Linked DNA regions of Homo sapiens: region 2 is linked to region 1. Evidence: read pairs that join two places in POLR2A ChIA-PET (ENCODE). Cell type or tissue: Panc1. All regions are shown on one strand. Each heading gives the region's core, and the rest is flanking DNA. Links, peaks and the distances in the headings are about the cores only.

Evidence for each region. Peaks named below come from ENCODE experiments on the same cell type or tissue, not always from the same donor. Only the 100,000 strongest peaks of a DNase experiment are listed, where the experiment ranks them.
Region 2: POLR2A ChIA-PET joins it to region 1 with 5 read pairs; 1 of 35 experiments calls an interaction of 5 or more read pairs at or near these places.

The regions. Positions count from the first base shown.
Region 1 is chr6:124,695,260-124,699,667 of GRCh38, forward strand. All of the region lies in intron 4 of NKAIN2 (sodium/potassium transporting ATPase interacting 2), which reads left to right. Among named protein-coding and RNA genes, the nearest start is that of RNF217, 260 kb to the right of the region's middle. In Panc1, for the core only: no CTCF peak of the experiment used is centred there; no DNase peak of the experiment used is centred there; H3K27ac peaks cover 865 bases.
Region 2 is chr6:124,260,562-124,264,969 of GRCh38, forward strand. The region is part of intron 1 of NKAIN2 (sodium/potassium transporting ATPase interacting 2); the gene reads left to right. Among named protein-coding and RNA genes, the nearest start is that of NKAIN2, 460 kb to the left of the region's middle. In Panc1, for the core only: no CTCF peak of the experiment used is centred there; no DNase peak of the experiment used is centred there; H3K27ac peaks cover 423 bases.

The sequences.
Region 1 (4,408 bases), core at 125-4,124:
TGCCTCTGCTTCTGAAAATACTTTAGACTGCAGAAGATTTAGATACAAACGTATATGTCAGAGAGATTGACCAGCTCAGAACACCAGCCATCAAAACTCATTTAAGGGTTTCTTAGGGCAAATCTATTCTTACCAGGACAATAGCATGAATCTCAGACAAATATTTTAAAGATCTCATAACTCTCTTGCAAGAATTTTCCTTGAACTCCACTTATTGATTTGATTCTGAGAGCTTTATGAAGGTTAAATATTGTTCTGTGCATTCACATAATGCAATGGTCTTATATTGATAACAGTAGCCTGAGTAACCAAATTTTAAGCCATGTCTATTTTAAAACGAGAGTTCTGGCAGATATGAAGAAATCTGCTTTGTGACTTGAAAGGACATTTATTTTCAGAGGACTATGTTGCATTAAAAAATATTTCATTTTCCTATTACCTTAAGTGAAAAAGGAAATGGAATGCAAACTCGGCTAAAGTAGGAGGGTTCAAAGAACACATAGGTTCATATAGGAAGGAGGGCTGCAGGAACAGAAAGATGTGCTATCTTTTCTCACCCATCATAAGGGCCATGGCCAACACTCCTCTAAGTAAAGACTGGTTAACAAGAGAAAGGCATAACAAATTTATTTAAGCAAAATTTTATGTAGCATGATGGCATTCAAAATGAAGACCCAAAGATGCAGGGGAAACTGCTTTTGTGCTTAGGTTCCTTGAAGAATGGACAGCCTTGTAGACATGTGATTGGACATAATGGTGGGATCTAATGGCAATAGACTGAGAGGGCAAACTCATCTGTCTGTTCAGATTCTTCTTGGTCTCTCTGTGTAGCATTTCATCCTCTCAGGTAGGAGGAAGGACCTCTGTGAGAGTCTTCAGGGAGAAGGTAAAGAGTGATCTTTCTAGATTTGATTGCTTGCTTTGGAGGAGAGGGGTTCTAGCTTCCATGACCTACCTTGGAGAAGATGAATTCTGGTTTGTATGAATCACTTTGCATGCGAATGTGAAGTGGGAGACAGGAGGAAAGGAGAAGCTCAGAGAGAGAGTTTGCTTCTGAGGCTGCTTCTGAGGTTTTCCAATTTCCTTTCATTAAAAGTACTCAGTATGCCTAAGTGCCATATTTTGGGGCATCATTTTCCGAGCCCCAAAAGGGCCACATACAAACTGGTTTTGCTTCAGAGTTTTCTCCCTGCCGCAAGCCACCTCCCATGCCCTGAGACCTGCGGGATTGAAAATAGGCCTCCAGATTTGCTGTCTACCGGACAAAAAATGGATGTTCCTCTTATAAGCCTGATATTGCCTCATAGCTGGTCTTTCTTGTGCTATCATCATGGGAAAACACATAAATCCCTCATAACAGAAGCAAATACTTAGCTATCTGTGTCACCCTGACAAGTTAAATTGCTGAAACCTCAAGCATGTTTAGGTGTCTTCTTGAGAATCAAACCCAATTGATATGTTGTTTTCTGCGCTTGATTGTATAAATTTACAAAAAAGTAAAAGGATCTATTTTTTTTTTTTTTTTGCAGGAAAATAAGTAGCTGTATAGGTCAAGAAGATTGAAATAACAGAATTTAGGGAACTTGTTCCACAGTTGAAACAATCAGTACTTATTTAGGCTACTGTAATTTGTTTGACACTTGCATGAATAGGGGTTCCAAACAAGGTCACTTGCGATTTAGTAAGTGCCTCAGTAGCAAAGAAAACTAAAAGATGGATTTTTTTCTATTGACTCCCTGCATGACCTTCAATGAGTTATTTGCGCATAGCTTTTGTTACCTCCATTATAAAATAAAAATCATAATATTAATCGTTTTTCCCCAGGGTTTTCTTTAAATCTTGAAAAGTTTTTAAAAATTAAAGTGCAGTATAATCATTAAGGGTCTAAGAGTCAGAACACATAACCTGGGCATCTGCAGAATCCCTAGGTCTTAAAATTCCCAAAACAAATCAACTAGATTTTCACAATGTAAAGGTAATGAATATGACAACAGTAGTGGTGAGGTGAGATGTAGGAATCAGAAGAAGAAGGAAAAGATGTCTTGTGTTGAAAAACACAATTAAATTAATTAGATGATGGTGTTTCTGGCTTAATCCTTGGTTACTCAACAGATTTTTTAATCTAGTGGCTCATTAACCATGTAATACCTAACTTATATTCTAAGATTTTCATCACAATTTGTTTCTTCATATAAAACATCTATTATTTTTTCATATCGCAGTTATGAGTACACTTCTGTGTCTTTATCACACTAGAGCTCTCCTAAATGATAAACATTATGACAATTTAATATTTACTCTGTATAAGCTATGCTTTTATAAAGTCCAGCAGAAACTGATGCAGGATTTCAGCCTGCAAAATAAGTGTAGGTTAATAGGCATTTGTTTTTTACTTGCAGCACTTCAGCTAACTTTTCCAGTCTATATTGTTTCTGTTTCAAATGCTACATTTTATTATTCCTATAAAGCAAACATTAGGTAATATTTCTATTGTATACTAACAGGGATCAGCAAAAGATGTATGTACTAGAATATATTCTCTAAGAAGAATTCAGGGTTTCATTTAGTCCTGCCGCTAAAACTCCTATATCTTACACACTGGCACCACATAGACTTGAAATCCATCTTGGTGGCTGGTCTGTCTAAATGAGTCAGCAAGGATGGTGTGTATCTTACATTCAGAAGTCTTAGTTTGATGGGGTTGTACGATCCCTGACTTCATTACAAGTACACCTGTGACTGAACAGGTGATGAAACATGGAGCAAATACACAGAGACAGATGGATTCAGACTGGCATAATTGTAGTCTTACTTCATTATTATTTTCCCAGGCTCCAGGTGATTTCTATTTTTCTTTATAGCATCACTTGTCTCAGGAAGTCCCAGTGGACCTTGAAACAGAAGAGAAAGATGCATCCTGGTTTTTATCTAAGCCAGTTTGCAGTGTGGGCACTTCAGAGGGTTGTGCTATGAAAAAGCAATTAGCTTCTTGAGTCTAGGGTGCCATTTAAAATATCTAAGCTACTGTGCTTCATCATAAAATTGACCTTTTTAATTTTTTATGTTAGAAATCTCCACTAAAAGTGTTAGCATAAAAAAATGTGCAGCTCCAGGGAAAATATGAAAGGCTTGGGAAGGAGTAGTGAAAGTCTGTGTTACCCTGAAGAAAATTTGAAATCAGCTCCACTTGGATATAATAAATACCATGTCATGAAGTACCCTGTGCTTAATTTTTAAATAATTGGTATCATTAAGTAACATAACAATGACATAGCAACACCAGTTTTGCATAAGTAGGCAGGCAGTGTATCTTAGATTTACAACCGACTTACAATCTTGCAGGATAATTACTTTGCTCTCTAGAAAAGAAGTCCTTTTCTCATTACCTTTGACTGTCATTCCTATGCCATAATCATCTTAATGTGATTGTAATTTATGTATTGTGTTTTTCAAAGCTATATCAGATTTGCCATTTTAATTTTCCTGTCCAACTCCAAAGTTTCAGTGGGAAAAAGTCAACGTCAATTTACAAAACGTAGGGGGAAGTTATTTAGGAACAAGAGAATTTCCACAGAAGGTCATCATATTCATTTATGCATCCCATAGTTTTGTCACTGCCAGTAATAACACAGAATGTTTTCTAGAGGGGTGTAGAGGTTAGTGCAGGGTAAAGGTTGAGAGTTAAATTACTTGTGATCCAGGCCTAGCAATTCCACTCATTAACTGTAGGGCTTTTGGCAAATTATTTAACCTTTTGGTCCTTCAGCTTCCCTGTCTATAAAATGAGATTGCAATCTAGTTAGTTGTAGTTGTAGATCCACCCCAAAGCTTAGTGGCTTAAAGCAATAATTTAGTAATTACCTCTCAGAGTTCTGTAGGTTAACCAAGTTTGGCTATGTGGTTCTGGCTTGAGGAACTCAGTCACATGATGTCTGGGCCTGAGGGGAAGTCATGTGGACTGAGCATTCAAGGTGGCTCACAGTTGATGCTAGCCATTGTTGAAGCTTAGCTGGAATGTGAACCAGAGTGCCTCCTGATGGCCCTGCCATATACTTCAGCTTCTCATAGCATGGCAGCTCAGTTTGGAGGGGGACGGCAACCCAGGAAAGTGCCTTCCTAGTGACCCAAGAGGAGGCTGCAAGGCCTTTATGAACCAGCCTTGTTATACGGTTTTGATCTCTGTCCCTGACCAAATCTCACGTCAAATTGTAATCCCCAGTGTTGGAGGTGGGGCCTGGTGGGAGGTGATTGGATTACAGAGGCAGTTTCTCATAAATGGTTTAGTGCCATTCCCTTGGTGCTGTTCTTGTAATAGAGAGTTCTCATGACATCTGGTTTTTTAAAAGTGTGGAGCACCTTCCCCACTCTCTTGCTGCTGCTCCAGCCATGTAAGACATGCCTGCTTCCC
Region 2 (4,408 bases), core at 326-4,325, 430 kb before region 1:
TGGAGGGAATTGCAGGAGAGGTACAGGAGAGAAGGGGGTGGTGAGACAAATCAGGAGACTGGGGCCATTTGCAGGAGGGGTTCCTTTTACTCTGACATGGGAAGCCACTGGAGAACATTTAGCAGAGGGGTGACATGATTTTATTATATTTTAAGAGGATTACTCTGGCTTTTATCCTGTAAATAGATTGCAAGGGAACAAGGGCATGGAAAAGTCTCTAATATATGAGCTATTGTAGAGAAAATTTTGATATAGTTGAGACCCATTGAATTCTAATTCTATAAATTCTCCTTTTCCTGTGCTGCAGTCTGAGAATTTTGAGCAGTGAAATTCTAACTTCTACATTTGTACTTACATCCACTCAACACTCAATAATTGTGCTGAGAGTAATATGTGTAAGATGCAGTTCTTGGCCCTGTGAGAAATACTGTGATGAACTAGAGAGGACTGCCCGCAAGAAATTCTCATTTCAGAAGCTGTGATATAACCTGTAAATGTTAGACTTCAAGAACATTTATAGAGATGGAAAAATAGCATAAAAGATTGGCTACAGTGATGTGGTTATTCAGGTCTCTGAGAAAAACTCTGAGGCCAAAAATGTCATCTAAAAAGATTCCAGATAGGAGAAATAAACAGATAAGCTGTGATACAATCTCGTCTTGTTTTACTTTTCTTTCGTTCCTTGTTTTCATTTTTCTTTTTTACTCTCTTTCTTTTTACTATTATGCAAGAAAACTAAGCATGTTGACATCCATTACTCACAGCCTTAACTGATCACTTTGCCAAATCTCTAAGTTTACAGATGACTACCTAGTTTCCATTTTGAATTATCAAGGAATTAACACTTCAACAATGTTAGTTGCACCTGATTTACATGTTTGAATCCCTCAGACCTCGAGGGAAGTATCTTAGTAACAACCTAGGTGACTGTCATAGTCATTGAGATGTAGTTGAACTGTAGCTGTTAAATGGAAAACATTCTACCACATTAATAGTTGAGGTTTAAATGGCAATTTGAGGCCAGCATGGTACATGACGCCCGTAATCCTAGCACTTTGGGGGCCAAGGTAGGTGGATCACTTGAGGTCAGGAGTTCGAGACTAGTCTGGCCAAGATGGCAAAGCCCCACCTCGGCTAAAAGTCCAAAAATTAGCAGGGCATTGTGGCGTGCACCTGTAATCCCAGCTACTCGGGAGGCTGAGGCAGGAGAATTTCTTGAATCCGGGAGGCAGAGATTGCAGTGAGCCAAGATCACGCCACTGCAACAATCCAGCCTGGGTGAAAGAGCATGATTCCATCTCACACAAAAAAAAAAAAAAAATTTTGAAATGGGGACAGCCTTAATATCCATGCTTTGTTTTTTTCTCTTCAGGCTGGGTTGAGGGTCTCTCCTCTGCTTGCCTGTCACCCAGTAAGTACCTATGTTAGTGGAATGTATCAAAATTAACTGAAAATTTGCGTGTGCCACTCTGCCATCTCTTTGAGGGCAGAGCCAGGTGTTATTCACACCTGTTTATGACCACCACAGGGCCTGACAGACGTTAGTTGTTCCATAAATGTTTATTGCATTAAACCGTTGAACTGGCTGTGACTATGGTACTTAGGCGACTTTCTTATGGAAGGCAAATAGACATTGAATAATCATTTTTGAATGCCAAATATTTATCAAATATCATGCACTCATAATCCAAGGATGCATCAAATTCCATTGCCGTCCTGGAAGAGCCCAAAGTCCAGTGGGGGAGAGAGACTTGAAAACTCATAATTGTGACATGGGGATGTGACTAAACAAGTTTAATCTGAGATTTAGACAGCACAGGGAAGGGCTACTCATCTCTCTTGAAATTGCAGCAGGATTCGCTGAAAAAGTTTAATAAAGAGCTTGAAGAGTGGAATTTGTTTTGTCTTCTAAAGAAAAGTTGGAAACATTACAGGAAATGCACACCAGATATTGAAAGCTCTAGAGGTATAAAAGTAAAAATGCTGTCAATTCCTAAAATAGTTTAGACCTTGTTTGTGAGCATATTGGGTAAGTGGGATGAGAGCTTAAGCCAAAAGCTAAAGGGATTTATCACATATGAGAATGAATTTGAATGTATAGATTAGTTGAAAAGAAATGGAAAGTTATATAGAAATGGTAGGCTAGAATTGTATTTTAGAAAGGTCATTTTGGTGACATATGGAGGGTAGATTAGAAAAGGAAAAGACCAAAAACTGGAAAACCAGTTAGGTTAATAACAAGCAACGATGGGACCTCACATTGTGTATTGCTGTGGTTGGAAATGTGGACTCTGGATCAAGTCTACCTGGGTTTGCCTTCTGGTCTCCATGACCTTGAGCAACTTAGTTAACCACTTGGTGCTTCAGTTTTCTCATCTGCATAAGGAGAATAATAAGGAAAGCTCTTTAAGGGATATTACAAGTATTAAATTAATGAAGCATATAAAGTTCATGACAAATAGTAACCATTTAGTAAGTGTTGCTTGTTATAATTAAAAACTTATTGGACTATCATAAACATTCTGTGAGGAAGATGCAGTGTTTACACTCATTTTATAGTTATAAATACTAAGGCTTCTAGGGTTTAAGTCACTATGATGGCTAAATACTATATTTCGTACATTTGCATATGAAGTACACATACAAGCAGTCATAAGACAGTGGGTAAAATAAGAGTTTATTATTTACTAATATCTATCAATGGATCTTGAATTTGATAGATTTATTAAAATCATGCAGTCATGAAGCTCTCATTCCCTTTAGATTTTTGCTACAAATTCAGAAGTTTAGAGTATAACTGAAGCAACCACAGGGCATCCGTAGAAAACGAGGTTTGAGACTATACAGCAGAAAAGTATAGACTATAAATGATAACTTTTGCTCATTGGCCTTGCTCTGCGGACACAAGCTTCAGTCTGCCTGACTCTGTACCTATATTTCTCCTGTCAACTGAAGAGATACTCTGTAGACTCTTAGTTTCCTAACATGGCCATGTTAATACATTTTACAAAGTTGCATATCTTGTCAGAAGAAAAAAATCATTACATAGTTAATTCCTAGTCTTCTGTCATACTAACAGGCCAGATAAGGTCTAAGGTCTAAGAACTTGTTTGTAAACCGTATCATCTATGCTACTATAAATGTTTGTTTGTTTGTTTAATTTAAACAGCACGTGACAACACCATCTGCCAGCTTAGCAAATGTCCTATGTCCCTCATGGTTCTTTTAAGACAGGTAGTTCTTTGTTACACTGTTACTCAGATATGCATAATATCACTTGGTTAAAAAAAGATTCAAATTTCAGAACCATCTGTGCTTTATCAAGCAATCTATATGGGTGAGTTTCTGATGTGCAAACTATGGAAAATGGCAATTTTGAAGCACCTATCAGATAAATTTTCAGGAATGTGATGAAGGAGCAGATAAAAATCTGTTTTCCTTGTAGGAAAAAGGAAATAGAATACCCTGTGGATAAGTCCTAACTACCTCTTAATAGGTGTTAGACTTCCCCAGCTCATATGGGTTTAAGGCATCACAATTCACAAAGTAAAAGTTTATTTTAATTTTCATAAGAACAATTTATGTGTGTAGCAGAGGGAATGAGAAGCTATTTAACATTGGAGAAGTGCATTAAAAATTATTCAATATTTATTTAGTAGTATTTTGTTTAAACTCTCCTTTTGGATCCTGAGTTCCATAGCTTCTAGTACGCAGATGCCTCACCTCAGCAACCACTCCTGTATTCACTCATCTCCTCTTGCCTCTGTCACTGCCCAGTCTGGGAGATCTCCTAAAACATTACCCGGATGGTATGGAAAACAATAAGCCATAGTTGGCAAATATATATTAAACTTTGAAAGGTTATTTTTTTCTTTATACAGTTCTAAATTTTGGTTCGATTTTTCAGGGCAATCATAAGTTACATTCTAATTAAAAATAAGTCTAATATAGAAAAAATCTATAGTTGGTTATTTCAAATGGCCAATTGCTTCTGATGAAATTGCTCTATAAAATAGATATAAGACCTCCTGTATCACTAAATCTTAATTACATTGTGGAATGTGGAAACTAGCACTACTCAGTAGCTGTAGAAAAAGATTGGACCCCCAGTGGGGAAAGGATGCTGAATAGCAGCTACCATAGCCTTATCATTTTTGCATTTTTGTGATAAATTCTTGAGTAGGGCAGCATCTAAGTATAGTTTTTAATTTTTAGTTGCTTTTTTAAAATCTATATCTCATTCAGTGTTACCTAATATTTAATAACAATAGTGTTTGAACTTGTCTGTGCCAGCTATATAAAATGGTGAATAAAACACCATTCCAATCTTTAATATGTTTAAAATCTAGGTATAAGTCATTTACAATTGATATCTCATAATTTTTATAATATATGTGTTGATAGAAAT